Linked DNA regions of Mus musculus: regions 2 and 3 are each linked to region 1. Evidence: chromatin contacts called from ENCODE POLR2A ChIA-PET data. All regions are on one chromosome and are shown on one strand. The core of a region is the stretch at or near the end of the contact, and the rest is flanking DNA. Distances in the headings are between cores, read along the strand shown.

Region 1 (2,676 bases), core at 109-2,608:
TGGGAAGTGCAGGGGATGGAAGGGGCTGCTACTACAGGAGCCATTTTGTGGTGGAAAATTTCTTTTCAGAACCACCATGACTCAGCTCCCCATCCCACGGCTCTGCACTACGCCATAACTACCTCTGGGGTTGGGAGGTCAAGCGGACCTCTGTAAGTCCGCTTTGATTTTCAGAGAATAATCTAGAATACGCATTATGCCCGAGGACAATAAGGCTCAAGGGCTTTTAAGGCTAATAAGGTGAGACAGATTGTGAGGTAGAACTCTCTCGAGAGCACGGAAGCCTTGCATCACCTGGCCTACAGGATAAAGGACACTCCACCCAGCCGAGAGGAATGAGGTTAGTCACAAGCTAGGAAGAAGGAAGGCCTAAGCAAGATTTCATAACGGCGGTTCATTCATTTCCTTCCCGTTTGCAACATGGCGGCGGCCAGTTACCCTAAAGGAAGCCCAAGCCTGGGAGATGATGCGCAAAGGTATGCACCTCACAACGCCATGCCACCGACCCCGAGGAAGGGGGAGATGGGGGAGGGGCTTCCCTCCTGGCACGTGACTCCTCAGGGCGCGAAAGTAAAGAAAGAAGCCCCGGACTGGGGATTACGGGATGGGTCTGAACGGGCGCGTGGGGTTGTTCCTAATACTTAAGACTCCGGGCCGCTCATCCCCGCAAAGGCGGAGTTACCAGAGGTGCAGCAGCTGGGGGCCGCAAGTGCGAGCCATCGCCAGGTCCGAGCGCTGACCTTGAGGTCTCCTTGGGCGCTTCGGCCACCTCATCCACCTCCCCACAGTACTGCAGAGCCCCCGGGTCAGCAAGACCTGCGTAGGCAACGGAGCAGGGCCCCGCCCTGGAACTCACCCGTTCACACCGACCTTCACCATTTTGTCTACGGGACGAGGCTGCAGGAGAAGAAAATGAGATTAGCGTGGCCCGAAGGACACCAGGCAGTCCCCTCCCCCACCCCGCCTCCATTCCCGCCGTGCGCCCCATCACGTCCTCCATCATCCCCCCCCTGCAATGCGGAGCCTGGGTCCGGCTTGCACACTTCGCACCAGCATCCCTAGACCCGTACAGTGCCCACTCCCCTTCCCAGTTTCCGACTGTCCCCGGCCTCCTGCGGCCCACTCCGCGATTTTCACCTGGCACTGCACAAGAAGATGCGGCCGTCTCTGGAACAGGGAGGAGCAGAGAGCACCAGGGAGGGCTGCAGTCCGTATTTATAGGAACCCGGATGGTGGGGGGGAGCTGATGACGCGCGCCCCGCCTCCCGCCCTGCTTATCCAGTCCTAGCTCAAGGGCGCAGAGGCCTGAGCTACGTGCACCCGTAAAGCCGCGAGTAGCTGGGCCTCTCTCATTTCCCCTCCTCCCTCTCTTTGGACCCGCCTCATTTTTGAAATGTGCACGCACCAAGCGTGTGGGCTCCGAACTGATAGGGGGAGGGGAGCTGAGATTGCCCCGCTCAGGAGGTGACCGGGTGATGGTTCCCAGGATAGGACTCAGGGAATACAGACTATGAACTTAAGGACGAGGAGTCCTTGGAGTGTGCACCAAGGACATCCAGGACCCAGAGACCTGAATGCTGCTTCCCGAGTAAAATGGGAGAACAGGGGAAATGGAGAAGTGTGGGTCTCCCTGCCACTGCATCATCGAACCTCTCCCCATTATTGAAAAGGCTGCGGAAAAGTTGAGGATCTTCTCCTCGTTGTTCTTCGGTAGTGACACAGCAACCCCCCCCCCCGAAAAAAAAAAGAGTGGAAGAAAATGCCAGGGTGGGGGCACTTTTCCTCCCGCGGGAGCCCTCAGGAGCCCCATTTCCCTATCTGCCCCCCCCCCCCTCCTGGCTTCTGTCTTTGGCCAGAGGCCTGGCTTGTGTACCGCGCTGTGAGGGCAAGGGGGTGGCCAGGAAGACGCTTGAAAAGGAGATTGCTACGCCATAGGTCAGGATGCCCTGCAGCCTGGAAACCTGATAATTGAGACTTACAAACACTCTCCTGAGTTTACCTGATGAACCTAAGCTGGGACCCCGGGGTAAGGGCAGCATCCCTCTTAAGGGTTGAATTGGAGGAGGCTCAGAGGCCTCCTATAGTATCCCTCCTCGGAACCTGAGAGCTGCCCCGCCCAGGCTAGGAGACACTGCCCCTTTCACCCACTGTAGCCCCAGGGTGGAGAGTTGGGACGTGAGGGCGGAAGTCCCTCCCCATCCAGGGACGTGCTGACTGGCCCTGGAGCCAGGGACTCTCCTTTTTTGGCTGCCCTCGTGGACACAGGGTGAGATCAGTGAGGGGAGAACACAGGAGAGGAAATATTATACCCCTGAGCCAGGACAGGGAAGCCCCTAGCCTCTTGCCACAAGTGGAAGGGAGAAAAGGCATTCTTTGGTTTTATTTTGTCTTTTCGAGACCGGGATTCTTCACTCCGAAGGGTAGGGAGGCTGGGAAGGGTGGAAGGGCTTGGGAGCACTGTAGCAGGTGCAGGGCAGGGGGACTCTGGCGCCTCTTTGCTAGGCCAGTGCAACATGAAACCAGCCCCCTGCTCATCTAGCTCAAGAGCCTATTGCTAAGTTTAGCTGGCCTGGTGATAACCTTTGCTTAAAAGGCAGGGAGCACGCTGGGCTGCACCCCAAATCTAGTCTTGGCTCCTTGCCCTTCCAGATTGCCCTACCTCCTTGGGGCCCCAGA
Region 2 (2,676 bases), core at 112-2,611, 230 kb before region 1:
TTGTCGGGTGGGATACCAAGAGGCATTTAAAGAAGGTCTTATATATCAAATATCAATGAAAAACACATTTTCTCCTTTTTTTTTTTTTTTTTGGCTTCACTTTGCCAATCTGTCAGCTTACGTTAACTATATCACTGTTTCTTCTCTTAGCACTATTTTTTTCCCACTAGCAATGATCAAATCGAAAGAAGCTGAGAGTCTCTGCTCCCAATCTTTTCCTGAGTAACCACTGACCCTTTTCCCTCAGGGAGTTGGTTAGAATAAACCTTTCTCTTCAGATCAGGTTCCACACGGTACCAATGTGGCTGACAGCCAGAGTAAAGAACTTGGGACAGTTTTGAGTTTGGATCTCTGTGGGTCAAAGTCTACCCAATACAGTTCAAATCCTCTGACCCAAAGGGGAGGGCTCTTCTCTCCAGCTCAGCCAGATTTTGTGCAAGACAATTAGTATGTCAAAATACCAGTCTCTGGCTTTGGAGTCAGCCCTCTTGGGCTTACTTTTTAGCTCCACCCCTGGGTGATTCTGCTTAATTTAGCTCTCCACCCCTTTATTCTTCTAAACTTTAGTCCCTTGACCTATCTACCTGCTCAGAACAAAGAAAGTTTTAAAGACCTACGACCTAAAGGAACTGGACTATAGCTTAGTGGTAGGGCATGTGCTTGGTATGCCCAAGGTCCTGAGTTGGGTCCTGAGCACTAAAACCAAAACCAAAAAACGACAACAAAAAGCAAACAGACTTCAGAACTAACGCCTTTGCCCAGGCCAACCCTTCACAGACAGGTCCTGGAGTGGTCCAGAAGCCTAAGCCAACACCGAGTCCTAAGGAGCTAAGGATCCAGCCCGGCCCAGGATCGCCCTCTGGCGGCCAAACTCCCAACCTGGATTCCCTTCCCTGGTTGGCCTTTTCCAAGGCTTAACTAGACCTGAGCTAAATTGTCACCTCCTTCTCTGCGTCACTCGGAGGACACCGCCCGCCCGAGCGTCTCTCCAGAGGGACAGGCCCACGCGCTCCCCTGGTTAAGCGCCCCTCCTGCAGTGTGTTTAAAGGTCCCCGCAGGGATCCGCCCCACCGATCGCCCCCAGACAGCCCGCCTCTCCCCCCCCCCCCCCGCAAAAAAGGTGCGGCACACCCTGCCCCCACGTTGCGCTCAGCCGGTCCCTCCCGATTCCGCTCCGCCCCCCCCCACCTTTGCAGGAGCCTCTTCCTGTCCCCAGATCCCCGAGCCAGCTTAATGACACCTCCCACCCGCCCCAGAGGACCCGCCCTCCGGGGCTCCACGGCGCGCGCGCCGCCCTCCCTCCCAAGCAGGTGGGCGGAGCTCCCGCAGCCCGCCCCCGGGGCCGTCCGTCGTGACGTCACTTCCGTTCGGGCCTGACCGAAGATCGGCTTCTCGGGCCGAGGGCGGGGGTACGGAGGTGGCAGGCGAAGGCAGGAGGCGGTGCGGGAGGCGAGAAGCTGCCGCGCGGACCAATCCTTGCGTCCCGGGCCGCGACCCTGCTCCTGCAGCGCCCCGAGGAGAGGCCGGCCGGATGGGCCGCTGAGCCGGAGTCGGGGACCGGTGAGGCCAGGGCGCCGCGGCCCGCACGGCTGCAGGGATGCGATCCCGGGAGTGGACCTTCCTCTCCGGCTCGCCCGGCGGGAGGCACGGGCTGGGGCAGTGGCGGCCCGGATCGGTGGGCAGTGAGGCCTGCCCGGGGAGGCCTGGTAGCGCCCAGTGCCAGCAGAAGGCGGAGTAGTTGGGGGTCATTAATGGGGTGGCGGGCCGCCGTTCGAGATTCTCATCGAGTCTGGCGTCGGAGGAGGAGCTGACCGTGGCTCGGGGAAGAGAGGATGGCGGGCGGGGGTGGAGGGGCACCACTAAGAGGCTTGGGAAAAATTCCATGACCGGCTTGGAGAGCTGCTGGCTCTCAGGTCTCATAGGTTATATGGCTCACCTGGCGAAGGATCTTCCCTGGAGTTTGGAGGGGTCAGTGATAGTGTATGCAAGAGGCAGCCTTAAGAGTAGCAACACTGAGCTGGTGTGCATAAGCCTGGCCGCCTGCAGGAAACACAGCCTCCGTATCTTCACAGTGTGGAGCCCCCTGGAGCTGAGATCACGATGTTCCGCTTCATGAGGGACGTGGAGCCTGAGGATCCCATGTTCCTGATGTGAGAATTCCCTCCCCCTCGCGCCCTCAGCCCATTCGGATTCAGGTCTGAGCAGTTCAGGCAGACCTTTGAGTTGGTTCCCTTGGCTGGAACCAGTTAGAATTAGCTGGATACTCAGCTGCCGCTCTCAGAGGGAAGCCGGCATCCGTGCCACTGTGTACCCTGACTTCATTTCGGGGAGGTGAAGAAGGCTGGGGGTTAATCTGCCTTCTATAGTGTATGCTCACTCCGCAGGGACCCCTTCGCAATTCACCGTCAGCACATGAGCCGCATGTTGTCAGGCGGCTTTGGATATAGCCCCTTCCTGAGCATCACAGATGGTAACATGCCAGCAACCAGGCCTGCCAGCCGCAGGATGCAGGTAACAGTTGGAACATATCGAGACCTGGGGTGATTAGTTAAGTATGCTGCAGTTCTTGCCCTACAACCAGCTTTAAAGGGACATGACCTGCGTGGGAGGCAGACGAGTGGGGTCAGGAGTCTGGGAAAGGGGCTGTGTGACTCCTGTGGAAAGAAGGAAGGGGGG
Region 3 (2,676 bases), core at 85-2,584, 150 kb after region 1:
GCTCCTCATACCAGTTCATGTCTTGGCAGACCCCCTCCTGTGAGCCTTTTTCAAGGACTGATAGATTCTTTATGGTTCTCCCAGTGGGCAGAGGTACCACACTCACAGTACCAGTGGGGAGAAGCACCATGCGCACAGTATCACGTTCCTTGCCCTTGATGCCCAGCCTCCCTTTACTGGCTGCCCTCAGTGACCTCTGACCTGTGACCTCGGCTTCTGTGCCAGGCTGGCAGAGTACAAGCCGCTCCTCCTCACAGTGCACACACTCATTGTCCAGATACACACAGGACATCCCCGGCTGACAGCGGCACTCGGCTTTCCGATCGCTGGTGCAAGGGGCAACCTCCTCAAAGCCCAGCACTGTCAGGGAGAGGGAAGAGTCAGAGAGGAGCTGGCCCTCCCAGTCGTACCCATCATGCAGATCCAGATGAGTCCCCACTTACCAATGTCACAGGGGCGGCACAGCTGGCAGGTGGAGAGATGGTTCCAGTGTTCATTATAGGAATTATGGGGGCAAGTCTTGCAAACCGTGTCTTGGCTGCGGCTGCATACCGCAAAGACAAACTCGCCTATGAGGCGAATGGGGAAAGAGGGTTATCAGGAGACAAGAAGTCCATCTCTGCGTCCGCTGCCTCTGCTTGCTGCATGCCTCGGAGCCTCTCCTTGGTCTCTTTGTCCCCATCCTGTCTTCATGGCTACATGCCGCTACCTCTTCAAATCTCAGTGTCCGTGGGACAATGCTAATGCTTCGTAGACTCTCCTTCCTGGCTAGTTTTAGCAGTGCTGGCTCATTCTGGCTCACCTCTACCACCCAAGCCACTTGGAGCCACTGTTCTCACCTGGGGGACAGCGGGAGCAGCAGACGTCGTGCATGGGCTCGTAGTATTCCTTGTCCTGGTCCCAGCAAGTCTGGTTTTCTATGCGATAAGGGGGCACCTTCCAGAGGAGGCGGAGAAAGAGAAGAATGAGGCAGGGTCAGCTCTGGAGGGCAGAAGGGCTAGAGAGAAACCTGGTCCATCCCACCTAGCCCCTCCCTCACCAGCTGGGGCTGAGAGGCCACCAGAAGCCCGCTGAGTCCCAGCAGGAGTGGCCCCCAGGCCAGGCCGCAGGGAGAGGAGGCCCGGGGCAGGCGCATGGCGGCCTTTCGGCTCGGCTGACCAGACCGGGTGGAGTCCTAGGAGGAAGGTGGGAAGCCCGGACGTCCTGAGCAGCGTTGGCCACGACTTCCCAAGCCTGGCGGCTGGGCCGACGTGCCCCCGGGGGCCGGGAGCGGCCGGGCCTGGCCTCCAGGGCTCCAGCGCCGGGCTCAGGAAGTGGGAGTGGAGCGAGCCGGCCGGGGGCGGGGGCAGGGAGCCCTGGGAGCAGAGGCCGGCCTGTCGCAATCGCGACGGGGGGGGGGAAGAGGAACAGGCTTGGCCGCCTCGACGCAGGGCGGGAGGGGGTGGCCGGGAAAGCACGTGAGAGCTGCAGGCCCGGAACCCGGCCTCCACCTTTCTTCGGAAGCCTGGCTCTCAGAGGGGATTGCGGATTAGGATCGCTTGCTGGCCGAAAGGGGGGCAGCAGAGACAGTGGCTAGCCATCAGTCAGGCCCACCTCCGAGAGCCCGAGGCAGAGCTGACTTGGTTGACCTGCCGTGGACGTTGAGGCAGAGAGCTGTGGACAGCTGGGTGTCAGATTTGCAAAGAGGAGGCGCCAGGGATTGACAGTGCACCCAGCCAGGATACCCAGAGGTGGTTAGCAGATGCAGCCAGCGTCTGGCCAGGCATCCCACTTGGCAGAGACTGAGGGCCTGCTCCACTCTGTGACTTTTTAAAAAGAAGCTTCCACAGTAACAAGCCCACCCACGCCACACACCAGGGCGCACACCACAAGACACTGGAGAGAGTTCAGCTGGCCCTGAATCTGTCCTCTCCTCTGGGACCTCTCTCACGGAAGGGTGGGCGTGTGTAAACCCAGGTCCTGGTGAGTGGGGGCTTCTGGGCTGGGGCTGGGTAGCCTAGTTCCAGCGTGTGTGCACATAAGCCTATAACTCTCTTAAACCGAGGGACCTGAGAGCCCAGCCAGTGTAGGTACCTTACTTTCTAGAGAAGACCTGCCCAGGGTGCCAGGCAGCGGTGCACAGGGTTCCAAGATCGTTAAGCCTGGTGGGCCTTTTCTTCCTGCCATTAATAGCCCAGAGCTGCTGGAAGTATGTGACACCCCTTTTTCCCACGTCTACTGATTCCCAACCCCCCCCCCCAGCCCCCTTCACACACACACCCCTCTAAATTTCTATTAAGAAAACAGCCATGGAGCCCCCAAGGAACCCTAATGTCTGCCCTGTGCTCCTTACTAGGCTATTGGCTGGCCCGTGGCCTGGTTTGGCTATTTAGTCTAGGCTCACGGAGTCTAGCATGATCTGGCTTATGCCACTGGCCAGGTACATATTCGTTGTGTAAATGAAGGCTGTCCACACCGCTTAGCCACTCTGGAAGAACTTAACTGCAGTCCAGATCTGATTTTCAGATCCCAGCCCATGGCAACATCTGTCCTGCCTCCCTTGTGACTCGGGGGTGGGGGGTGGGGTTGGACTCTCATTTGGAATGAGGGAAAGCCTTCTCTTGCAATAGCTCACCTGAGAACTGACCTTTTCCATGGTGGATCAGATATCCAGACAGGCTTTCGGTGGAGCCTCGA

Evidence for each region. ChIA-PET counts read pairs that join two places held with the same protein, here RNA polymerase II (POLR2A).
Region 2: POLR2A ChIA-PET joins it to region 1 with 42 read pairs in embryonic stem cell. The contact joins the promoter of Mlf2 here to the promoter of Gapdh in region 1. POLR2A ChIA-PET finds 5 or more read pairs at or near these places in 3 of 5 experiments (Patski and embryonic stem cell).
Region 3: POLR2A ChIA-PET joins it to region 1 with 13 read pairs in Patski. The contact joins the promoter of Ltbr here to the promoter of Gapdh in region 1. POLR2A ChIA-PET finds 5 or more read pairs at or near these places in 3 of 5 experiments (Patski and embryonic stem cell).

The regions. Positions count from the first base shown.
Region 1 is chr6:125,164,415-125,167,090 of GRCm38, forward strand. It overlaps Gapdh (glyceraldehyde-3-phosphate dehydrogenase), which reads right to left and starts at 1,359. Exons shown (of 7, transcript NM_008084.3): 1 at 1,138-1,359; 2 at 857-897. The coding sequence starts at 879.
Region 2 is chr6:124,930,027-124,932,702 of GRCm38, forward strand. It overlaps Mlf2 (myeloid leukemia factor 2), which reads left to right and starts at 1,362. Exons shown (of 9, transcript NM_001170341.1): 1 at 1,362-1,560; 2 at 2,073-2,150; 3 at 2,385-2,511. The coding sequence starts at 2,101.
Region 3 is chr6:125,312,551-125,315,226 of GRCm38, forward strand. It overlaps Ltbr (lymphotoxin B receptor), which reads right to left and starts at 1,335. Exons shown (of 10, transcript NM_010736.4): 1 at 1,040-1,335; 2 at 840-936; 3 at 444-569; 4 at 202-360. The coding sequence starts at 1,135. It also overlaps a transcript of Scnn1a not described here.